2 separate regions of the Mus musculus genome follow, and region 2 is linked to region 1. A link is a loop called in an ENCODE intact Hi-C map of the cell type or tissue named here. Cell type or tissue: gastrocnemius. All regions are shown on one strand. Links, peaks and the distances in the headings refer to the core of each region. The heading gives the core; the rest is flanking DNA. Region 1 has its middle 13 kb from the start of Gm26176. Region 2 overlaps Gm10619 (predicted gene 10619).

What was found. A loop is a pair of places that touch in the nucleus more often than their neighbours do. Peaks named below come from ENCODE experiments on the same cell type or tissue, not always from the same donor. Only the 100,000 strongest peaks of a DNase experiment are listed, where the experiment ranks them.
Region 2: a loop joins it to region 1, with 8 times the contacts of the local background. A loop is called at or near these places in 18 of 42 quality-filtered maps.

What each region holds. Positions count from the first base shown.
Region 1 is chr7:73,652,712-73,665,250 of GRCm38, forward strand. No RefSeq gene overlaps it. Among named protein-coding and RNA genes, the nearest start is that of Gm26176, 13 kb to the left of the region's middle. In gastrocnemius, for the core only: CTCF peaks have their summits at 1,664 (motif pointing right) and 3,249 (motif pointing right); DNase peaks (open chromatin) are centred at 1,682, 1,909, 3,273 and 4,727.
Region 2 is chr7:73,802,900-73,815,438 of GRCm38, forward strand. Gm10619 (predicted gene 10619) reads right to left here. Exons shown (of 4, transcript NR_077222.1): 2 at 8,612-8,675; 3 at 7,468-7,571; 4 at 5,323-7,283. Among named protein-coding and RNA genes, the nearest start is that of Gm10619, 7.3 kb to the right of the region's middle. In gastrocnemius, for the core only: a CTCF peak has its summit at 6,585 (motif pointing left); a DNase peak (open chromatin) is centred at 6,547.

The DNA of each region.
Region 1 (12,539 bases), core at 1,419-9,418:
TGTGAGCCACCATGTGGTTGCTGGGATTTGAACTTCGGACCTTCGGAAGAGTAGTCGGGTGCTTTACCCACTGAGCCATCTCACCAGCCCCTCCTTTTTTTTTAAAACTAGATATGTGTGTGCTTGAATGTATGCATGAACCCATGTATGCAGGAGCTTAAGGAAGTCAGCAGGCATCAGGTTCCCTGAACTGGAGTTACAGTTCAGTTGTGAGCCATCAATCATGTCAGGGCTGGGAATTGAACCCTAGGTCTTCTGCAAAAGCAGTCAATGCTCTTAACCACTGAGCCAATTGTTTAGCTTCCCTCTCTCTTCCCCATAGTTAAGAGAGTCTCAGAAGGAACACTGGGCTCTGAAACAGTGTTGGAAGTATGGGGACGCTGTTTTGCAAGGAATCTCTAGGAGGTGGAGCCTCGCTGGAGGAAATGCTTTGATGGAGAGTAGGTCTTTACGTTCATGGCTGTTCTACTTCCTGTCCCATTTCTGCTTCCTGGTCCGCTGGGATGTGATCAAGTCCTGCCATGTGCTCTCACCACTATGGGGCCACCAGCCACCATCCCTTTCCTTTAGTGATGGTTATATCCTTTTAAACTATAAGCCAAAATAAACCCGTACTAGTCAAATTAGTAAGCGGCAGAGGAAGCTGGGAGTGGTAATGCCTGCTTGCAATCCCAGCATGCAGGAGGCTAAGGCACGGCTGGGAGAATAGCTTGGCCTATGTGTAGGAAGGCTGCAGCTCGGCAGTAAAGCACCTTCCTGACGAATTTAAGGTCCTGAGTTTGATTCCCAGTACTACAAACAAAGGCAACAAAACCCGATGGTCCTATGCCCATGTTCTTCATCATAGTTAAACAACCAAACTTGGGATTTTCTTCGTAACACCATGGCAAGAGGCTGAGGGTGGGCTCTAGTGAACACCCCGAGGGTGAGCTCGGAAGCCGCTGGTTTTTCAGTTCAGGTCCTGACCCTGGCTGACACCTTAATTCTAGCCTTCTGAGAGAGCCTGAGGCAGGATCTAGCTAAGCTAGGCCCAGTGTGTTAGTCAGCTTTCTGTTGCTGTGACAAAAATCCTCTAGGTAAATAACTTCAGAGGATAAAAGGTCAGTTTTGGTTTGGTTTCTGGTTTCAGTCGACAGTTGCTTGACCCAGTTGCTTTGGGCCCTGGGCAGCGGAGTATATCATGGTAAGAGCATACAATGGAGGTGTGTGCTCACCTCATGACAGTCAGGAAGCAAAGACACAGGATGGCTTGGGTCCCCATATCTCCTTTAATGACATGTGCTCCTGACCTGTCTTCTTTACATGTCCCCATCTTGTTCCACCATCTCCCAACAGCCTGGCTTTTCACTTGTCTTCTTGAATGCTGTACAACCTGAGTCAAGTTCCATGCGGTAGGAACTGGTGTTTCTCACTGCCATTTGTTCCTGCTCCTCTCTTTTTCTTGGGAACACCAAGGGGTTATGTCCCAATTCCTTGCGTGTGGATGTTAATTGTTGGGCTCTGAGCAGAAATTCGACTGGTCCCTTAAGGCTGAGGCGAGAATGAGCTGTGGGCTTTCTCACTTTATCTAAACCTGTCCCTGGAAGGGGAGGGTGATGGGGCTGACACAGTTGGAGAAGGTAACAGAGTTGCAGTGTGGAGAGAACTTGGCTCTCTATATAACTGACCACTAGAGGGAGTCCTCCCCACTTACTGGACAAGGCTGCGGAAAGGCAACCCTGTTGTCACTTGTTAAACTGTGAGATTTTTTTTTTCCTTTTAGTAGCAATTCTCTATTCTGACAAACTTGATATCCAACCCCTCTGAATCGTGGCTATTTTTGGCTGCTTGGTCAGTTAAACGGATTAACTTGGTGTATAGTGCTGGTGTGCGGTCCAGGGATGCCAGCTGCTGTCTGTGAGCTCCGGAGAGGATGCAGATTTTTGCCAGCAATGTCAGGACTCACATTCTCACAGCATCACCAGAAGGTGCCAGCGTGCCGACCACCTGATTGGGCCAGCCTCTGTCCTAAGGATACTTGATGTGGCGTATCAAGACCAGTGATGAGACCACTCTTGAGACCAGTGATGAGTGCAGTGTTAGTCCCAGTGAGGATCGTAGCAGCTGAGGCCATGACGAGTTACAGACACAGCAAAGGGCAGACTATAGACTCCCAGTGCTTCAGCCTCAAGACAAGCTCCATGAGTTTTTGGAAAAAGTGACAGAGAAAAAAATTATGTCTCTCTACAACGTCCATCTACTTTCTTTCTCTCTGGGGAAGCGTTGCTTTTCCTCTTCAGCTTTCTCTCCACGACAGAAGGATCTGCCTGCATAAATTAATCTTTCGGCTTATGCTTGGCTCCAGATGTGGAAGGACGGTCTTCCTTCTTTCTCTGTTCCAGGGTCCCATGTGTGTGTTTTGTTTGAATCCTGTGGGCTCTGTGTGAAGCTGTGCAGAGGGAAATTGGTTTGGGAACCCAGCCCATGTCCCAGTCTTTCCCAGCTCCCCTCAGCACTGGGTCTCTTGAGGCCACAGGGACACTTTAAAGCTCTTACCATTTCAAAGACAGTACAAACTGTGGTGGGATTATAACTCTGAAAGTGGCCTTTTCCCTTTTTCCCGTGGAGTGTTCCAGAAGCACCTTCCATTTCTTTATTTCTTTGTGGAGCAGAGGAAGATTTTGTTTGCAATCCCACAAGAATCAGAAAAGTTTCAACTTTTGGGTGTTTTTATTCAAATCCAGATACATCGGGGCTGGAGAAATCCATCTGCCTCTAGCCTTATTTTTTTTTCCAATTTCTATGGCTTCTTTGGGAATTTTACATTATGCACCCTGATCAAATTCATTCCTCAGAATTTCCATGTCCTTCCCTGCACCATTGTGGCCTCCCCCAACCCCCAAAATAAGATAAAAATTGGACCCATGTCCAATTTGAGTCATTTGACCACTGGAGCATGGTCAAACTCTCCACGGCCTGCCACTTAAATAGAACCGAGTCTTCCTGTTTCCGCAGAAGACGTCGCTTGTGGGGAGCTACACTTGAGCATCCTATCACACCTTTTAAGAGTTCTCTTTCTGTTTAGGTTCACACTCTTTTTTGAGATCGGATTAGGAGGTGTTTAGCCTCCTCAGCATCCTGGCTTAGTCTTCCAAGTGCCCAGATTACACACTCAGTTTAGAGGGTGAAATATGTTCAACAATGTAACTTTTTTTGGTTGTTATTTAAAAACAATGTGATTAGACAGAAACAGCCCTATCTTTGGGGTTTCGGAAACTGACAGAAGATGGCGCCAGAGAGCCGATGTGGAGATGGATGGGGTCCTGAGCTGAGAAAGTCCCTGAAAACAAGTGGCCCAGGAGCATCTTAGCATCCTGGTATGTCTCTCTCTCTCTCTCTCTCTCTCTCTCTCTCTCTCTCTCTCTCTCTCTCTCTCTCTCTCTCTCTGTGTGTGTGTGTATAAAAGCCATCATTGCCCAGGACCATCTTAGCATCCTGGTGTGTGTGTATATGTGTGTGTGTGTGTGTGTGTGTGTGTGTGTGTGTAAAAGCCATCATTGCCCATTCTCCCAGGCTCACTGTATCACAAGACTTGGAATAAGCTTCCCACAGACTTTGCCATCCTCAGAATAGCACCTATGCTGGGCACGGGCTGCACACCCATCAGTGTGCACTTGCTGGTTGAGATAGGGAGATCCTGAGTTGAAGGTCATTGTAGGAAGCCAACTCTAAGATGGCGCCGGTTTCCGGTGTGCCATTGTCATAAACAACATCAGCGCAGGTGTAAGCCCTGCCAACCCCTCCCGAGCGGGTACATGCTAATTAGGTGACAGCGGTTCAACCTATCCCAGGAGGACACGAAGCCTTTCCCTGTGCTGGGGTGTATATAAGCAGACCTCCCTGCTTGCCCGGGGTCCCCGTAGCAGCATCGAGATGTTCCTGCAATAAGGGCTGTTGAGAAGAATCCGGCCGTGTTGTGTCTTCCTTGATGGCCGAGGTGGGCGCAACAGGTCATCATGGACTACATTTCAAGTGTGAGGCCAGACTAGGTCCATGCGTGCCTATCTTAAAAAACAAAACCAACCAACCAACCAACCAAAGAATAAGAAAGAAAGTTGGTGGCACGAAGTCCACCATCTTGAAGATGCTTTTTGTTTTGGTTTTATTTTCCATTGTGAAGGATGGTGTCTGGTGTTAAAGTGTCCAACCACTGAACTACACGTCCATTCCATCATATAGTATCGAGCTATTATTTTTGCAGATAGTCTCCTGTATCCCAGGCTGGCCTCACACTGACTGTAAAGGTCAAGCTGATCTTGAAACCCTGGCCCTCCTGTCAACACTGGAGGATCTGTGGAGGAAATGAGATATCCCAGCCTCCATTGTGAGTCTTGCCCTTTACAGTTTGAGTGGAGAAAGCAGCTTTGTTTTAGGGTGGGAGAAACAGAGTCTCATGTGATCCTGGCTGACCTTAAACTCCCGATCCTCCAATCTTTCCTTCTAAAGTGGAGTGATTACCGCCTTGAACCGCCTCACTCAACTTTATCATCGTCATCATCGTCATCGTCATCATCATCATCGTCATCATTGTCATCATCATCATCATCATCAATAGACTGAAACAAGGTCACGGAGGAGCCAGGAAGCTTGGGAGGAGAGAGAGGCCAAGGCTGGAACCCAGACCTTTTCCTTCCAAAGGGCCTGCTACCTTTCAGGATGATTGGGCTTGGCTCGTGACCAGGTTTCCGTTTACCGAGCAGGAACAGCTCCTAAAGGAAGAGATGGTATCTCCACTGGGTAGTAATGAGCAGCAAAAACATCCCTGCTCGCTGGAGGCTCCGGCTGGGAAAGCTCAGCTCACTGGGAGTGGAAAGGAGGGAGGGAATGCTGGGAAGGAGGAGAGCAGAGAGGCCAGGGATCATGTGGCACCTTGAGCTGCCCGGGGAGGGAATGCTGGGAAGCTCTTCCTGGGGGAAGAGTGACTCACTTGTTCAGAGAGACTGAAGGACCACTTTGCTTCTGAGTCTTATGCTTCAGATCAATTGCAGGGAGACTGAGGGGAAGGGGCCACATGCGCCTACAGGCACGCAGCAAATTCAATCACTGACCGAGACCGGCAGACCAGGCTGGCTGTTTGCTGATCTGAGCCCAGACGTGAAACAGCTCAAGCTGGGAGAGGGAGGACCTAGGTAAGGTTGGCCTGGAGGAGGTGATACAGGAGTTAGGTCCTGAGGGATGAGTAAGAATTGTCTAGATGAATTAGGAAACAAGGGGCAGGGGTGGGCCAATGCTGTGGACGATGCTGAGACTCTCCCAATGTTATATATAACCTAGCATAAGAATTCCTAGGTTAGTCCTAGAAGTATTTAGTTGAAATTCAAGTGAAGCATGAATGAGGTTGCATTGGTCCTACATATCTTATAAGCTTTGTCAGAGAGTTTGGGTTTTACTTTGAAATCAACAGGGGATCTGCTGAAGGGTTTGAAACAGGGTGGCCAACACCTTGGCGTCTGGCTTTTCAACTGGAAAAAGAGAGGTAAGGTGAGAGCCTGTAGATAAGTGGCTCTCCCTCCAGACCAGGCTGGCTGTATTCCAGGCAGAAATGGGGGTCAGAGCTAAAACTGTGGATTAGGAAGGACCAGAAAGTGCTGTCTCCACAGCACAGCCCCAGAGGCATCATTCATGGACTCTGGTGTGAAGGATACTTCCTTAACATTGCTCACCACGCATCCAAATAATACTCTTTAACGTCTCATCGAGGAGAGATGAAGGGAATGAACGACGGTGATTTAATTCAGTCAAAGAGAACTGCTAGTACTGCATAGAGGACTCAGCCCATGAAGTACTTGCCTTGAAAGTACTGGGAAGAGGGCTCAGTCAATGGGTTACTTGCCTTGCTAGCAGGAACACTCGTGTTTGGTCCCCCTGACCCACATGAAAAAGCTCAGTATGGTGGCATGTTCATCACATGTGCTTGTAATCTCAGTGCTGAAGAGGCAGAGAGGAGTGGGTGGACCTTTGGGGTTCACTGGCCAGCAAGTCACGCTTACTTGTCAAGTTCCAGACCAGTGAAAAACCTTTTCTCAAAAATGTAAGGTACAAGCTAGGGAAGATGTCTCAGTCAACAAAGTGTCTATTGCACAAGAATGAGGGCCTGAGTTTGGACAGCCCCACCCATTTAGAAGCCAGGCATACTGGTGCATGTCCGAAACTCTAGTGGTCAATGGCGAGTTGCAGGTTCAGTGAGAGACATTGTCTCAAATATTAACTGGCTGGGTTAGGAGTCACTGGTACCATTCATCTAACCAGAGAACACAGGAAAGGATAGCTCTGTGAGGCCTTGGATGGGAGAAATGGGGAAGTTAGAAGAGGTGGAGAGTGGTTTGGGTTTTGGCACAAATTCTCTAGAGCAGGAATTCTCTGCTGTTTGCCCACCCCAGAGCACCCATTTCTTTGTGGTCTCTCATAGCCACCCTGGGGACTGGTCTAGGCCTAAGGCAACTAAGGTCAGGGTTAGATGAGAGGCTCTGAGGTCTGGAACGAGAACAGTGAATGTCACAAAGAAGCCCACAGGACACCCTGTGTTGTTTCCCTGGCCATGTCAAACAATGCACAATGAGCAATGTTAACTTTTTTGTGTGTTTGTTTTGTTTTTCAAGACAGAGTTTCTCTGTATAGCCCTGGCTGTCCTGGAACTCACTTTGTAGACCAGGCTGGCCTTGAACTCAGAAATCTGCCTGCCTCTGCCTCCCGAGTGCTGGGATTAAAGGCGTGTGCCACCACACCCGGCAAATATTTATTTATTTATTATATGTAAGTACACTGTAGTGTGTCTTCAGACACTCCAGAAGAGAGCATCAGATTTTGTTATGGATGGTTGTGAGCCATCATGTGGTTGCTGGGATTTGAACTCAGGACCTTTGAAAGAGCAGTCGGCGCTCTTAACCACTAAGCCAGCTCACCAGCCCATTAACTTTTTTTGGAGGGGAGGTGTCACACTTCTTCAGTATAACCACATGAAAGGAAAGCCTCCCAAACACCTGGGCCTTACAAGTGAATTCATGCCAAAAGCAGTCGGCTTCCTTTGTTATGTAGCTTGAGGTCCAGAGAAATGGGGATGAACTACCGGATGCCTGCCTGCCAAAGGACCCCTTTCTGAATATGGAGAGACAGCCTGTCTGGTTTCCAAGTAGGGAGGTGGAGCCGGCACTTTCCCCAGGGTCTATGCTCATCTTCCTTGCAGGAAACATTAAAGAGCATCCATAAAAGACATACTGCAAATTTTGTAGGCTGTAAAACTCACAGATGAATTTTCCCATCCTGTTTTATGAGCATAGGTTTTAAAGCCTTCACCGTGCCAGGCAGGCCACCCCTCTGGTGTGCGTGAACTTCCTCTCCAGGTTAGGAGTTGTATTGTGAACTCAGCTGGAAGATCTCCGACGACACGGGGTGACTTAACATCTGGAACTCCTAAAGGACATTGTTTCCCTCCTGTCGTGTAGATAGCAGATGGGAGATGTCCCCGCTTCTCCTGTAAGTAGCATGATCTATGTGGAAGCTGAGTGAGGATCCCAAGCAGGCAGGCGCTATCATGGCCCCCAACAGGATCTAAAGACCTCAAGAGTCAAGAGAGATAAAATGAAGGTGTTTAAACCGAAGGTTCAAGCACACATTCTGCATCCTTCATCATTTGGAATTGTAAAGGTGCCAACATCCAAAACTTTGAGCCATGAATGACATGGTTTATATGTGGAAAATCCCACACAACCTTGTTTGATGAGTTGTGGAAAATGCAGGCAGATTAATAATATGGCATGAAGTCACCTTCAGATGATGTGAATACAAGGTGTATATAAAATGTAAATGAATTTTTCGTGTTTAGATTTGGGTCTCATTCCCAAGAATTACACTATGTGTATGCAAGCCTCCCCATCCCATATATCTCAAAACCCCTCAAATTTGTCCTTCTGATCCCAAGTATTTGGAGGAGAGAGATTCAACTCATGTCTCTAGGAGTCTCCAGTCAGAGGAGGGGAGGGTAAACAATCCGTAGGTGCTGAGGTGGAACGCAGTAGAACACCCGCCTCGCACGTGTGAGATACTGGGTTTAGCCTTCAGCCTGCAAAACAGAAGCCAATGCAAAGCAAACCCAAACTACCCAAGTTACCAGTCCCAAGAGCAAAATCTAGATGTCAGACCTGGACAAAGCCTTTGAGGTCATTTAATCCGGTTTATTAAATCTACACTTTGGTCACCAAGGTCAAGATCATGTTAGAGGTTTTATCATGTGATCTCCAAAGTCCTCTGATGTTTTAAAATAATTTTCTTCCATTCTTGCCCTCCTCCTCCTACTCCTCTTCCTCTTCTTCCTACCACTCCTCCTATGCCTTCCTCATTGTTGAGCCAAAGCCAGCTTCAAACTCAGGGTGATCCTCCTGCCTCTGCCTCTTGAGTGCTGAAATTATAGACATGAGTTGCCATGCTCGGATAAAAATAGTTCTTTAATTTAAAAAAGCAAAGTTAATTTTTAAAAGTAGGACAGTTAAATGAGTCCCATTTATTGTTGCCTAATAATAGCTCAAAAGTTTTCTCCCGCCCTAAATTAGGAAACCTCATTAAGGAACAGGCTTTTTTGTTCCCAAGAATCCACAGAGCACTGCCCGCTCACTCCCTGCTTCTGAGGACAGCTGTGCAGTCCCAGGTTCAGACAGTGGTTTCTGGGCCTTCTCTGGCTCTGGGAGGGATTTGAGTCTCTATAAGATGCTCTTTATGCAGCTTCCTAACTCAATCAGAGGTCCCTTCGGCCTTCCTGGAAGGGAGAGGCTTCTGCGTGCATTCCTTATTACTTATGGTGGTGACTGAGCCTATCCTGGCAAGGGCAGCTTTGCAGAAGTATGGTGGATAGGGTAGGGCATTGAAATAGTTCATTGTGTAAGGGTGTTTGCTGCCAAGCCTGACAACCTGAGCTCAATTCCTGGGACTCATATGGTGGAAGAAAAATCAACTCCTGCAAGTTATCCTCTGATACACACACACACACACACACACACACACACACACACACACACTCACTCTCATATACACACATACTCATACACACATACTTATGCACACACACACACTCATACACACACACTCATGTGCACGCACACACTCACAGTAGAGAAACAAATGCTAGTAGAAGTAATTTTAATGAAACATCATCTACTAGCTGAGATAGTGTCACATGGCAGTAATTTCAGGTGGACATGAAAGTCAGATGTTCAAGGCCATCCTCTGCTATACAGTAAGTTTAAGGCTAGCCTGTGCTAAATGAGGCAGTTCAACAGTCAATCAACCAACAGAAAACAACAAAACAGATGTGAGGGTGAGCTGGCTGCAACCCTTGTCAGCTCATTGGTCACCAGGCTGGTTAGGCCATGTCCCCTTCCTCTTCCACTGCACCCGGTGTCCTATCTGAAGTAGTATGCTGGGCTGAAGAGAACAACCTTTGGCGAAAGGTCAAAGCAGTTCTGAACTTGTTGTCTGTGATCTTTTGGGGGTCAAACAGCCCTTTTACAGGGGTCACCTAAGACCATTGTAAAACACAGATGTTTGCATTACGATTCATACCAGTAGCAAAATTAGTTATGAAGCACCCGTGGGAATAATTTTATGGTTGGGGTCACCACAGCATGAGGAACTGTGTTAAAGGGTAGGAAGGTTGAGAAACACTGTTGTAGAGTAGCTGTGGTCAGGCCTCACAAAACAACAGCAACAAACACCAACTATAAAAAAAGGGAAAGACAAAACAAAACAAAAACCCTAGCATTTCTTTAAAACTGTCCCTCTGAGGGAGATGCACTCTGGAAGCTCCCAAGAAAGATGTGCGCAGTCACGTTCTGCCTACCTGGCATGGCGTCAGAGTTGGGGCACTTTTCCCTTCTCGCTGAGGATATTTGCTTTGGACCAGGAGGCTGACCTTCCAGTCTGCGTGAGCGGTGTTGTTTATTATTGTTTCTTGATGGACTCAGAGCAGAAGCTGCACAATGTCTATTAGGCCTTGAGCCTGGGCTCCTTGTGTCCCCTCAGCAGAGAGACTCACTGGCAGGAGTTTTCCCAGAAAACAGGTAAGAGAGCCGGAGGAAGTAAGACAAGAGGGGGAGGTGGCCCAAAAAATCCTGTTAGGAAGCTAGCAACCGGCACAGGCAGTGGGAGGTTGACTCTATGGAAACGTGGGATGTGGTAGGGAGTGAGAGGACCCACTAAGGAATATTTACATGCCAATTGTACCTTACCTTTAGATCTGAAAGTGGAGTACCCTTACAATGGATATGAGCCACTCCAAGGCCTTTGAGATGGTGGTTTTATGTGTATCTTACCACAATTTAAAACAGTGTGGGTAAAAGGAGAGGCCAAGGCCCTGTGGTGCAGGCTTGTAAGCCCAGCTCCTTAGGAGGCTGAGGCAGGAAGGCTGCAAGTTTAAGGGGTTGCTCAGGACTACAGAGGGAGCTGCAGGCTAGCCTGGGCAAAGTAATGAAACTCTGTCTCAAAAATAGAAAGTTGGTCAGTGGTGGCATATGCCTTTAATCCCAGCAGGGAGGCAGAGTCTAGCTTGGCCTATTGAGTGAGTTTCAGGGCAGCCAGGGCTACACAGAGAAACCTTGTCTTAAAAAAAACAAACCAAAGAACAAAGCAACCAATCAAAAACAACAGAAAAAAGGTCAATGGATAAGGCTCAACAATAGATTGTTGTTTGCCTGGCAGAAATTAAATTCTATACTCCATTCCTAGTAAAACACACACATGCGCGCGCGCACACACACACACACACACACACACTCACATGGGTGGTGGTGGTACACTGTCATGCAGTCCTTCTTAGCAGACGGCTCAAGGGAAGGCAGTGGCTCCCAGTTATCTCTTCTGCTATCTCTGCTGGGTGGTGGGTCAGAGGAGAGGTTGAACCCTTATTAAACATAGGTTGCAAAAAATTATGCTTACCAACAACCCATAAAATAAAGAGCTGGACACTGAGTGCAGATTCCCAGTGCCCAAGTCAAAAGCCAGGCACATGTGCATCTGTGATCCCAGCACTGAGGAGGCACAGAGAGGAGGAATCTCGGGGCCTTGCTGGCTAGTGAGAGACCCTGTCTTAAAACATAAGGTGAGTGGCTGGGTGTGGTCTCAGCACTCACAAGGCAGAGGCAGGCAGATCTCTGTGAGGCCAGCCTGGTCTACAGAGCCAGTTCAAGGACAGCAAGGGCTATATAGAGAAACCATGCCAAAAAAAAAAAAAAAAAAGACAAAACACAAAAAACAAAAACTAAACCAAAAAAAGACAAAACAAACAACAACAAAAATAAACCCAAAATAAACACCACCTCCAACCGGCAAAACAAAAACATGAGCGTATGTATGTGTATGCACAAATATAAAAATAAAATCTGCTGATCTGTTTTTGTTGGTATATATGTGGTATCAGGATTGACACTGTGTGTATGTGTGTATGTATAAAACAATAATAGGCATCAAAGAAGAGAGGCTTTCAACTTGAGAGTTGGGTTGAGACACGGGAGGGGTTTGAGGAGGGGTAGCTGGAAGGGGCTGGAGGGAGGACATGGAACACTACGGGGAGGGATCAATTAGAAATACACTTAAAAAATGGACAGGACTTGGGGAATTAAACAGTTTTACAAAAAAGAATTAAAAAAAAATAGGGTGGGGCTGGAGAGATGGCTCAAAGGTTAAGAGCACTGACTGTTCTTCCAGAGGTCTTGAGTTCAATTCCCAGCAACCACGTGGTGGCTCACAACCATCTGTAATGTAATCTTGGTGCCCTCTTCTGGCCTCCAGGCAGAACACTGTACATAATAAATACATTTCAAAAAAAAAAAAAAGTGTAGAGAAGACACTTGATGACAACCTCTGCTTTCACCCTCCCAAACTCCACCCCATGTACATGTCTACACACGTGTGTTACATACAGGTACTCATACAGACCAAATCGAACCAAGCCACCACCAACAAAAGTGCTGTTTTGAAACTTGAGAGGCACGGGTCTGGCCTGCGTGATGTGTGGCCTCACCTCCTTGCCTCTCTCTGTGTCTGACCATTGTTTCTCACTCATGTGTTCCTCCTTTTAGGGGAACATTACACCCTTCCCCTAATAAATAGCAGTAATGACAGCTGTGTTAGGGTGGGGACCCTAGGCTAGCATTAGAACACAAGTGGTTTAGGAGACAATCCCCGGGAAGCACGGATGGAGAGGAGGCAGCAGACAGAAGGGAGAGAGGGGATGGAGTCCAATGGGACGGGATTTGGTGAGCTGCCTCTTGCTGTGGGGCTCTGGGAGGCTGTAGCCCTGAAGACTCCAGGAGGTCTGTATCAAGCATTCTACAGAGTCCCTCTCTGCAGGGACACCAGTCTTTGTCACCGACTCCCTTGCTTTACTGGTGAGGGCACTTTTGTTTATTCTGCCAGTGTGCAGAGCAGCTGTTCCCCCTTGCCAGTGCAGCTACATGGGGGACATTGAATCTCAGCCGAAGCAGTGACGGGAACTGGAGCAGCTGAGCATTTGC
Region 2 (12,539 bases), core at 2,343-10,342, 150 kb after region 1:
CCCCAGCTTCCATTGCTCTCTGCTCCCTGACTGGCTGGCAAGGACTTTCTACTGTGATGGACTTTACCCTCAAACTCTGAGTCAAAAGAAACCTGTTCTCCTGTGTCTTTTGTTAGGCTATTTTATCACAGCAACAGAAACAAACAAAACTAGCACCTAGTCCCAACTCATCAGACTGCAACACAGCTCTACACCCAACACTTGGGCATCCTCATGGAAGAGGGGACAGACAGAAAAGACTGTAAGGGCCAGAAGATCATGGAGTTTGCTGTGAGGTTGTGTCTCCTACAAGTGTTAAAGAAGCTACACTCACCAACATAGCTGCCTAAACAAGACCAAAGCAAAGATAATACCAACAGATATAATGGCCTCAACCCTGGACTAAGAGCTACAGGCAACTAACGAATGACGAGATTGGGAGAAATAATATTCCCAGAGGGAAGGGACCCCAGTTGGTATCCAACAATACCAAGTGGTCAGGCCTGAAATCATATACATACAATAACATTATGCAGACTGAGAAGGTTGAATTTATATTATAGGAATGCATATACATATATATATAATTAAAATATTGAATCTGGAGATGTTGATATGTTGACTTTGTATCTGACCATATTCTTATTCCTAATTCTTTCTCCCACTTCTCCACTTCTCTCTCACATCATCCTACCTCTTTTTTCTTCCTTTATTTTTCCTTCCTTCCTCCTTTCCTTCCTTCCTTCCTTCCTTCCTTCCTTCCTTCCTTCCTTCCTTCCTTCCTTCTTCTTGAGACAGAGTCTTTATAGCCTAGGCTGCCTCCTGCCTCTGCCATCTGAGTTCTGTGATTACAGATGTGAGCCTCCATGCTCAGTTTATAATCCCTTATTAATCCTGCTTGCCAGGCAACTTGTAGCATCTCAGTGCATAGACATAGTCTACAGATATCTAAGACTTCCTTTTTCTCTTATAGAACTTCAAGTCAAGTTACATGGTCCTGTTTGGTTGTTGGGTTGAATATGGAAATTCCACGCTTTAGAGGAATATATATATTCAAGTTACGATTGAGTTTAAGACGTTTGCACAGTGCCACTTTGCGGTGTTGGGTGGCTAGGAGAACCTGCATTTCAGGAACATTTCCCTGCCTTTCTGAGCTCGCTGAGCACATGGTAGCTGAGTACAGTCAGTCCATAGTGGTCTTACTGCATGGTGCTTGAGCAGAAGGCTCAATTGGAATCACATGAAGAAAGTTGTTGTAAGAGTTGGGGGCAGAGAAAAGCACAGTAGGTAGGGCTTGTATTTCTGGAACCTTGATAGGAAACCACTAGAACTGAACTCTTGTGCAATTTTTCCAAGTCCTTGTCACAGGGCCTTTCATCTAGTGGGTATTTTCCTCCCTCCTGCAGGCATCAACTCGAGACATTTAAAGGGATGAAAAAAAAAAAACCATGGGGGACGGTTTTGTGCAAACATCTCAAGCAGTCAAAAGCAATTACCTTTAAAGCAAAGCATGGGGATCCTGTGAATCGACTTGCTCAGCTCAGGGGTACTCTGAGCATCTTCAGGACCCAGTGTCAGCTGCCACAGTTCCTCCTCATTATTTTGGCCTTCTTTGCTTTTGTTCTATAACAGACTGAATTGCTGAAAATAGGAAGCCAAGGCAGCCCTTATGTTGGACCACTGATGCACAACAGAGGCAGAAAATAGGACCATGAGCTGACTTCCTCCCCTTGAGATCTCCATTTGAGAAATCTGAAGAACTTTCTAGTCACTGTTCAGTCCATTAGGCTGGATGTCTCAGCTGGTCTTTAGTAGAGGCCAGAATGCCAAAGAAGTACGCTCTAATGCTAGTCTAATGGCAGCGAATTGACTTATCAGTGAGAGCAAGAGCAAATAGGAAAAGACAAAAGCTTCCCTGTCCTTTAGATAGGCTACCCTAGAAGTCGTGGCCTAGATTAAAGGTGGATCTTCACATCTCAAAAGGTCTGGATTAAAAGTGGGTCTTCACACTTCCATTTAATTAAGGAAAAAAAAAACCCTCTCACAGGTGTACTCAGTCACTTGGGTTTTAGTTAATTCCAGATGTAGTCAAGTTGACAACCAAAAATAGCCATCACTCCCCCCCCCCCAAATCAAGTATTCCTGTCTGCTGCTCCTGTGGAGGAACTGAGTTTAGCCCTCTATTGGATGTAGGATTGGTGAAGACCTTTTCCCAGTCTGCTGGTTGCTGTTTTGTCCTATTGACAGTGTCCTTTGCCTTTCTCAATTTTATGAGACAAGAACTCAAGAAGTTACTCTAGAGAATCATATAACCCTATTAAAAATGGAGTACAGAGCTAAACAAAGAATGTTCAACTGAGGAATATCAAATGGCAGGGAATCACCTAAAGAAATGTTCAACATCTTTAGTCATCAAGGAAATGCAAATCAAAACAACCCTGAGATTCCACCACACATCAGTCAAAATGGCTAAGATCAAAAACTTAGGTGACAGCAGATGCTGGCGAGGATGTGGAGAAAGAAGAACACTCCATTGCTGGTGGGATCGCAAGCTTGTACAACCAGTCTGGAAATCAATCTGGCGGTTTCTCCGAAAATTGGACATAGTACTACCTGAGGACCCAGCTCTACCATTCCTAGGCATAAACCCAAAAGATTCTTCAACATATAGATAGCAAGGACACATGCTTCACCATGTTCATAGCAGCCTTATGTATAACAGCCAGAAGCTGGAAAGAACCCACATGTCCTTCAACAGAGGAATGGATACAGAAAATGTGATATATTTACCCAATGGAATACTACTCGGCTATTAAAAATGATGAATTCATGAAATTCTTAGGCAAATGGATGGAGCTAGAAAATACCATCCTGAGTGAGGTAACCCAATCACAAAAGAACACACATGGTATGCACTCAATGATAAGTGGATATTAGTCCAAAAGCTCTGAATACCCAAGATACAAGTCACAGACCACATGAAGCTCAAAATGAAGGAAGACTAAAGTGTGGGTGCTTCGGTGCTTCTTAGAAAGGGGAACAAAATACTCACGGGAGCAAATATGGAGACAAAGTATAGAGCAGAGACTGAAGGAAAGGCCATCCAGAGACTGTCCCACCTGGGGATTCATCCTGTGTACAGTCACCAAAAAAACCCGATACTACTGTGGATGACAAGAAATGCTTGCTGAAAGAATCCTGATATGGCTGTCTCCTGAGAGACTCTGCCAGAGCCTGACAAATATGGAGGGGGATGCTTGCAGCCAACCATTGGACTGAGCATTGGGGGTCCCCAATGGAGGAGTTAGAGAAAGGACTGAGGAGCTGAAGGGATTTGCAACCCCATAGGAAAAACAACAATATCAACCAACCAGACCCCCCCATAGCTCCCAAGGACTAAGCCACTAACTATGAAGTACACATGGCTCCAGCTTCATATGTAGCAGAGGATGGCCTTGTCAGGCATCAATGGAAGGAGAGGTCCTTGGTCCTATGAAAGCTCAATGCCCCAGTGTAGGGGAAACGAGGGTGGGAAGGTGGGAGTGAGTAGGTGGGTGGAGGAACATCCTCATAGAAGCAGCGGGAGGGGGAATGGGAAGGGGGTTTCTGTGAGTTGGGATAACATTTGAAATGTAAATAAAGAAAATATCCAATAATAATAATAATAATAATAATAATAATAATAGAGGTTTCTGGTGCCTCAAGAACTGTGTTCAGAGGGCAAATGAACAAGTATTTCAGCAAAGTCAGGATTAAAAACTTTCTTTGAGCAGCATGTTGTAAATGGGATGGTGAAATAATCCATTATTTGGAAATATGACACAGAAATATGAAAATATACCTTTTGGGGAGTATAAGTTTCGACAATTAAAAATATACCACGAAAGCAGTTGTTTCTTTTTATTTTTGAAGACAGAGTCTTGCTGTGCAGCCTCAAGTGGTCTGGAACTTCCCTGAGGACTGACCAGCAGGCCAGGGACATGCTGTGACACTCTATTCTATGGGAGCATTTGCTCCCATACCTGGTCTGATCTAAGTTTGAAGTGGATGCAATTCAGTTTCAATCAACAATATCCACCATGTGCCTCATGAGTACGAAGAATCTACATTAAAAATTTTTTTTAATCAAAACCTTCCAAACCTAGTATAAGAGCGCAAAAAGGACTATGCTCCTTCTGCTAGCCTGAATCATTCTGAGAACAGCCGCAGCTAGATGTTCCCCTAGCTTACATCTCTTTAAAAAAACCCAAAAAACCAAACCTCTGAAAAGTAGTTTCCTGTGTCCTTCAAAAAATACAGATTTCCAAAATGTCACCCCAGTAAACAACCACTGACATGCGGTATGTGACAGCTTACTACAAGTCGGGTTGTTTGCCCCTTCAAGTGTTTCTAACTGGCAACAGTGAAGCCATGCCATTCTGGTTCCCCTTGTTTCAGATTTGACTTTCCCTGTGCTCCAGTTCATTGACATCAACTGGCAATCCTAAAATACGAAATGAGGAATTTATGAACAAGTTTATTATGTGCAGTTCTGAGTAGTCTAATGAAATTTTGTGTTGCCCTCCATGTCTTCTAGGCTGTCAATCACCACTTTGACCCTCCTACTAGTAGTCCCTTAGAGCTGTGTCCTGTTCTTCAGGTCCACAGTCATTATAATAAGCTATTATGGCGGCTTATTGCTTGAGTTCAGGTAACTATCATGTAAATGATAGCCTGGAGGTCTCAGACCAACGATACTGACATTGTTACAATCATTGTTAATCTCTTATTGTGCCTAATTCCAAGCTAGAGTTTATTGTATGTATAAGAAATACACAGTTAAACTTAGGTGTGATGTATTCCCATTTTCAGGCATCACTGGGAATCTTGGAACATGTTTGAGCAGATATGGGGAGCCTATCCCACCAGCACACAAGGGACTCACGTCTCTGTGTCTTTTCTAAGTCATAAGCAGATATGAATGGCTATCAAACTCACATTTACCCACGGTAGACATTCTTCTGTGATAACAGACAGGGGCTGTGTACCTTGTCTTGTTGGTAAAGTGGAGATTTCCTACTACATTGGTAGAGGGCTCGGAATTGATTGCATTTAGCACATTTCAAAGCATGTCTAACTATTGACACTCAATATAAGCAACCTGACTTGATGGTATTTCCAAAAGACTCTTTTTGGGCTATGATGCTAAATCCTGGTTTCCAGTGTATAATATCTGCCAAGATGGCCCTGATTAAATTTAACCAAGAAATGGCATTTATCAAAACTTTAAAAATTCAAGATTACAAAAGTGTGAAACATAACTATGTCAAAAGTGTATGATTTAAACCACAAAGGCTTCAGACTGGACGGCACCTCTCCTTTATTCTCTCCCCAAATTACTTTCTATCCAGGTCTAATATAATAAGCTTTAGTTCATCAACAAAGATTAGTTTTTATGGCCATGAGAAATTTATAATTTTATAAGTGACCTTTAACAGATTATTTTTTTTCTTTTGGCTGAAGACTGTTACTCAACAGTGTTTCTAGAAGCCAGGCATAAGAGGTATGGTGAGAAGAACATCTAGAAAAGAAATCTGGAGGTTGTGGTTGGGGTCTGCCACAAGGGAACACATGCCAGTATGGCTTGGTGTATTTAGGCTTCTAACCATCCCAGCTGCATCCTACAAACATTTAAGGAAGTGATGAACAGGGGCAATTGAGATAATTTGCATGATCCCAGCCCCAAGGGCGGGAATAAGGTTAGTGTTTTCTAGATGAATCCTATGTATCACTTAACAAGTGCTACTTATGAGTTAGAGGTTGACGAATATTTCTTTTTCTAGAATAGTAGGTCCAGTGGAAAGTATCCTTTCCAACTCTAAAAATAGAGTGCTCCATGAGGTGTGGTATAAAAACTCACACAAGTTTGGTTAGATTTGGTTTGATAAGCCCTTAGTGAAATATCAGGGCTAACCTGAAGATCACCATATGGTCACCATATGGTGACCAGATTCTCCAAGCAGGTATCATGGCCCCAAACACATACAGAAGGAATAAATACAGTTGGCTCCACATTTGGAATATTGTGAGAAGCTAATCTCTTCTCTTAAACAAGCCTCTCCTCTTAGTTACGCAGCAGCAGGATGGAAGTACTCATTTAAGACGTGTGGAGAATATTCCAGAACCTGTCTGACCTGCCTTCAAGTCACCTGAAGGCCTAAACCAGTTACATGAATGCTAGGTGAGCCTACTGACCCAGGGTTAGGGATTTAACGGGAAAAGACCTCACTTCTAGGTGCCAGTGATACACCTTGGCTTTTTGGCGTGGGTGGATCAAATTAAGACACAGAGCAACATGTGAAGATGTGCTCTGTGAAAGGAACTCCAGAGTGAACTGGGGTGTGAGAATGGGTGATACTCTGTACAGGGTGTGGTGCAGGGAGAAAGCAGCTCCTGGCCCAGCCACACAGGGGTGCATCTTGGATATGCTCTGGCAGTGGTTGTGGAGTACTCCCTGGTTTTTCCCTCAGGGAGTGCCAACCTATCTTTTTAATGAAAGGAGACCAGGTAGAGTCTGTGGACCAGGGCCTGACCAGTGCTAAACAGTGCCACCATGTGGCAGAGATAAAGGCCCAACATGGGGAGCCGGTGAGGGTCCAACTCTCTACTGGACATTTATAACTCAGTCCTCACCAAGAGGAGCCCAACCAAAGCGAGGATTGTTTGAATCAAGCTCCTGGCAGTCAAACTTTGTGGTCAAATGAGGGACTTCTCAAGGACTCTCCCTGGAGAAGGTGTGTTCAGCACAAAGCCAGAGCTGTGCCCAAGATGCATCTTTGTGCATCCTGAAAAGTGGGTGCTTGCTTGTAGGGCCAGAATTGACCTGGGGCCAAAGTCCATTTAGAGTTAGCCTACAAGTAAGTTTGACTGTTTTCAGTTGAAAGCACAAGGAAGGGGTAAGTTTGCCAACTGAACACAACATGGGATGTAACTCTTTGGAAGGACTTAATTCACCTCCTACTTTGGGCTCACACCCAGTGAAAAGGGTCTCTGAGGAGACCTCAAGCCAGAAGTAAAATGTGTGTGTAGCATTACCACTTCTGGAAGTTTCTACCCACCCTGGGCCAAGACACACATTCCTGGCTGGATTCACACTGTTTCCATGTCTTCTTTGTCCGCCTTCCTCTTCCTTTGATGGGGAGGACATGTTCAGGTGGATGGGGAGGAAGGGAGAAGAGGCCTACCTGAGCCTTGGGTGAGTTAGGTTAAGCAAGAGAACGGTTGCCATGGCTTATGAAGGTCTCCCAATGATATGGGTCTTGTATCTGGGATGGGAGTTGGATGAGAAGGGCAAAGAGAAAAAGCTTAGGAGATTGACACCCTCCAGGGGACCCGGGGTGAGAGCCAGCACCAACAAATGGACACCTCTGGCACCTCCCCTCACATCTTCCCCTGGTTCTCACAGGGTGGCATGTCTTACCACTTACACTGTTGGGGAGTGCTGCTTACATGAAGTTGGAGCCAACATCCATCATAAAGCAGCATGCTGTCAATTCCCTGAATATAGTTCCCAAGTACTTCAAATCCATTGAACAAAGGATTGATAGAGGTATCTGTGAAGAAATCAGTGCAAGCCAGAAGGGTGTGCTGTGTTAGGGTTTGGATCTAAAGTGTCCCTCCAAAGCCATGTGTAGGCAGTGGTGACTGACTGATGATGGGCTTTGGGTTCTGGTTCAGTGGGTTACTCCACTGTACCAGATGAGTGGGCTGATGAGAGGTGAAGGGAACTTGGATGGCAGTGTGAGTGGAAAGGCCCTTGAATGCACACCCTAGGATACTATCTACCGAGTAACTCTGCTCTACCACACACATTGTGTGCTATAATGTTCTGCCTCAACACAAGCCCACAGTGATGGGGCCAAGTGACTATGGACCAAAGCCTTGGAAACCATGAGCCAATTAAACCTCTTTTCCTTTAAGTGATTTTTCTCAGGCATTTTGTCACAGCAGTGGAAAGCTAACATAGGGCAGGACCGAGTTGAGTCAGGAGATTATTTTACTCTCCCTGTTGAGTTTGGGAATAGATACAAGTGGCTATCAGTTTATGCTGATGAGGGAAGAGAGGCACGGGCTTGGACCTGGTTTTATACCAGGAGGGAATATACCCCATACTTTAGGCTGTTGCCTTTGTGCCTGTCTTTTCCGACTGCACTGTGCATTGCTGGTACCATATATCCATTAGAAGCACCAAGCCAATGCTTAGGAGATAGAAAGGACCAAGTATGTGCCCTTGGCCCCATTCAGGATGTTGGAGCTGGGTGCACTGGACCTTGGCACTGAAGACACGGGACAAATGGTACAAGAAGAAAAAGCTGACAGGGTTTCAGATGGTGGCTCGCTCACTAGAGCTGTAGAGTCATCTGCAGCCCACCCTGTCCAAAGATCACAATTTTTAGATCCTAGAAAATTGCGACCTGCAGGGGTCTGAGCCTTTCAGAGACCAGGTCCAGGCAACATCTATGACTCCAGCATTCATCAATTATCCAGCCTATGGTGGCTTCCAGACCCTTAGTGGAACAAGGTGAATTTCCGGGAGTTGAGTCATGGCCCGTGACTTGAGGATGGCTGTCAAGTCTAAGCCACCTCTACTTACTTGGGATTTAGTACCAGGAGAGGAAAAGGAAATGCTCAGACACAGGAAGCCGATTCTCTGATGCCTAAAGAGAAGGAAGGGACGTTGAGTGTGGGCGGTGTGCAGACAGTAGATAAGCTAATCAATTCATCCTTGGCTAGGGCTTCAGCTAAATGGTGAAGAGTCATACAGAGAACCTTTCTGGGTCCTATTTTCAAATACTAGCAAGCCCCTCATTGCAATGTGGTACTCACCTCTCCCATCCCGGGAGACCTGGATGTCACCTTTGACCCTAACACCACTGCTATTCAACCAATTATAGCAAGCCCTTCTCTTCAGCCCGGCAATTTTTAAGTCAACATCTGACCTCAGCCTCCAGGCTCAACCCTTCCAGGCCTTTCCATGGGCCTGACACTCCATTCTTCCCTGGAGCCACTTAGTACCTATTAACTCCTTCCTCATAAAGTCTCCAAATAGCTTCCCATTGCCCACAGATTAAAGTCCAAACTCTGTAACTTGGTGTGAGGGCTGCATCTCTTTCCTCATGCTCTGGGCCTCCTATCTTTCTCCACAGCCACCTTCCATTCCCTGTCTGGAAGTGTCTGCAGTTGTTTCTGAGCCCTTCCTGTGCATTCTTACCTCCAGTGACTCCCTTCCTAACCTCACAAGCCCGGTCTGTTTCCTCCCTTGCAAGCTTGCCTGCCTCTGTAACCCTTCTCTCCAAAGACACTGTAAATTCCCTGTGGGCATGGATTGTGTTTTATGGGTCTAGAGCCTGCAGCTTGCCCGAGTTTGAAGGTTTCCGAGAGTCTCCTGTGACCTTCAAGCACAGACCTTGGGGTGGTGGTGATCCTAACAATCGAGGCACACTCCACACAAAGGTCACCTCTGGACTGGGAAAGACCTGGCTGATAGGACGCTCGCATAGACATGCAAAGATAGGGAAGAAGATAGTGGAGGAGTGGCCTGGCCTTTGTGTTCTGGATGGAGCTTGGGAACTTCTGTACCGAAAGATCAAGGAATACCAGAGTGAGTATCCCAGCCCCAGAGTGGCCTGAGTCACAGTCACTATATCAACTTCAGTTTTAAGGATATCTTGAATGGCCAGAGCTGAGAAGGGGGCAGGTTTATACATGACAAGTACCATACATTTAAGCAGAGTGACTGTCACAGCTAATACAGGAAAGTCCACTCTCTAGGGCAGGACAGAGAGGAAAGAAAGCAGATGTATGCATAGGCACCTGGACAGCTTAGGGAAACTGGAGGCAGAGCCCCCCAGTCCTCTCCTGTTCTCCTCACTGCAGATGGCAGCAGGTGCCTGGGCAGACCAGAACACGTACAGGCTTCCCTGTGTTAAGTGATGGCTAGTGGCTGTAATTAACTCCCACCTCTTGCTGGATCCTCAAGGCCAAGGGTGGTGGTTCTTGCCCAAAAGAGTTTTCTGGGTGGAAAAGAATGTCATCTATGATCCGAAAGGTGGGTCCTCTGCATGTCTGAGAAGGAAGAGCAAAGGCTATACCAGGATCTGCTTGGTCTGTGGTGCCAGTCAGCCCTCGTCAGAGAAAAGCGCTAGCTCTAAACAGGAACAGAGAGGGTGACTTTCCCTTCGTCCTCCACACACTGACTTTTCCCTGCCTATCCACTCTCTTCCCACCAGAACTGCTGTGAGTACCCTGTGCTCAGACCCCAGTCTCCTTCTAATTTCTGTCAATGGGAAGAGATGGATGGGGAGGATAGGGACTGAGAGGGAAAGAAGGCAGCCATGGAGAGAGAGGATGCAGCCCGTGCCTTCTGTGAGGCTTTGCTGGGGGACCAAGAATCCCCTGCGAGCCAGAGCATCCATTCCACAGGCCTTGAAGTAGAGAGGGCTCTTGGGTCATTCATTTCTGGTTTGGAACTTTCTCCGTTTCCCTTGGAGAATTAAAAGGCTGTCTGGAGTGCAGGGCTCAACAAAGCACATCGCCTGTCTCATACAGCAGTGTTGTTTATACTGTAGGGCATGAACCATTAGTGGGTTGTGAAATCAATTTAGTGGTTTACAGCCAGCGCTGGAGAAGGAGGACAAAGACTTCGGTATGACAAAGAGCTTTAAGAATGCCTCCCTAATTTCCCGACAAGCCAATTACCTATCTGTGTGTGCCCTTATATAGGTGCATATATTGGACCAAGCGCCTTCATGTAAGTCCACATGTTTTTGTTTTAAAAGACTAACTTGAAGTTACTCCTCTTTCAGAAGCCGACACTGGTGGCTCTGGGCACGTCTTTCATCTTGAGTGCCCATTCCTCTTTCTCCTATGCTTAGAATCTATTTTAATTTTTTTTCCTTAAGTTGACTTTGCTTTAAAATGGAAAAAAAAAATCCAGCCAGAGTAAGATGTTGTCCTCTGAACCCAGCTGGTTTGGGAGGAGGGAGCAGGAACAAGTGCTACGGGTGAAGTCAGGAGTGAGTGACAGGGTCTGTTTTAGTCTCATGGACCCAAATAGATGGTGGGGCCTTCCTAGAATCAGGTGACCACCTTCAATCTGGCCTGTGGACAGGACTGAGTCAGGGAGCTGCCTCAGAGTACTCTGTCTACATTCTGTGGCTCTGCTTTGCTTTGAGGGTGGGGCGAGAGTGCTGTGTGGTATCTGCTTGCATTGGAGATGTATAGGCTGGGAAAAAAAGGGAGCCCAGGGGAATCAGAGAATGGTGAAGCCAATAGTTAAGCAAATGCCTGCGGCCTCCTGGGACATACTGGTTGCCGATTTGGGGGCTGGGCTCCAGACAGCAGGTGGACTGGGAAGACTGAACAGCCCCTAGGAAATCACCTGGAGAAGCCAGAGGTTTGAGGCCTCCCAGCAGAATAAAGTTAAAGTGCCCAAGAAAAAGGCCATTACAGACAACCCAAGGGACTGGGGGTGAGGTGGGGTGGGGTGGGTGGGGACCCTCCTCCATCCCCGGAACTATTCTGTGATCAAAGCTGCGGCCTCGAAGCTATGAGCCGTTTCTGAGAAAGAGAAAACAGGGCAAGACCATGCGATGTGTTGCAGAGACGTACTACAAATCCCAAGGCTAGCGTGAAGCAGGTCAGTGAGAGCCAATGCAGTTGTGCTGTGGACTGTTGTGCACTGTTGTGCACTGGGAAGCCCTGTGGTGAGAGCAGTTGCCTGTAGGTAGGGTAGCTCACAGGCACTTCTGAGTCAGGTAGAGGTGTAACACAAAGAGGGGACAAGGTCCACTAAGGTTACTGAGTACCTTAAACACTGATTTGAATATTGCCTATCTGTCATATATTCACTTTAGCCAGAAGCCTGACTTTAGCAAAGATACAGAGTTATGTTTATAAGTTATGGGGGACACTCGGGGACGAGGGGACTTTTTCAAAGATGCATCTGGGCTTAGGGCAGCGTTTGATTACAACTGAATTGGTTTGGACTCTTCAGCAGAAGCTCCAAGTACAGAAATGCTTATCAGAGTTCCCTGTTCTTCGCTTCTTTCACAAGAAAGGCCCTTTCTCCAATTCCCTCTACCCGTGTCTCCCCCAGGACCTTCTGCTCCCTGCTCAAGGACTACAGTCTCCCTGGCATTCAATACACAAAAAGGGCAGAAAAATGAACCAGACAAAGAGAAGGTACACATGCTTGGGTGTTTTGTTCCCATGACTAAGTTGACAGTCTTGTATACTTCCGAGACTTGGGCTTTATTTAGTTCTGTCCCACTTGGGAGATACGAAGTGATCCCGAGGAAGGGGCTTCATCGCTTGGCTCACGCTGCAGCAAGAACAGCTTCGGCATTCTCATTACTCAGGTCTCTTCCCCATGAACATGGGTGGAGCGCCCGTCTCCACTGGTCAGCATTGTACCCCAAGTTGGGAAATACGAGACTGGTGGACACCTGAGCTCTTGGCCTCTAGCATGTTCTGTGTTGTCAGGAGAAGACAAACACAGAATGGAAGAGAGAATGATAATG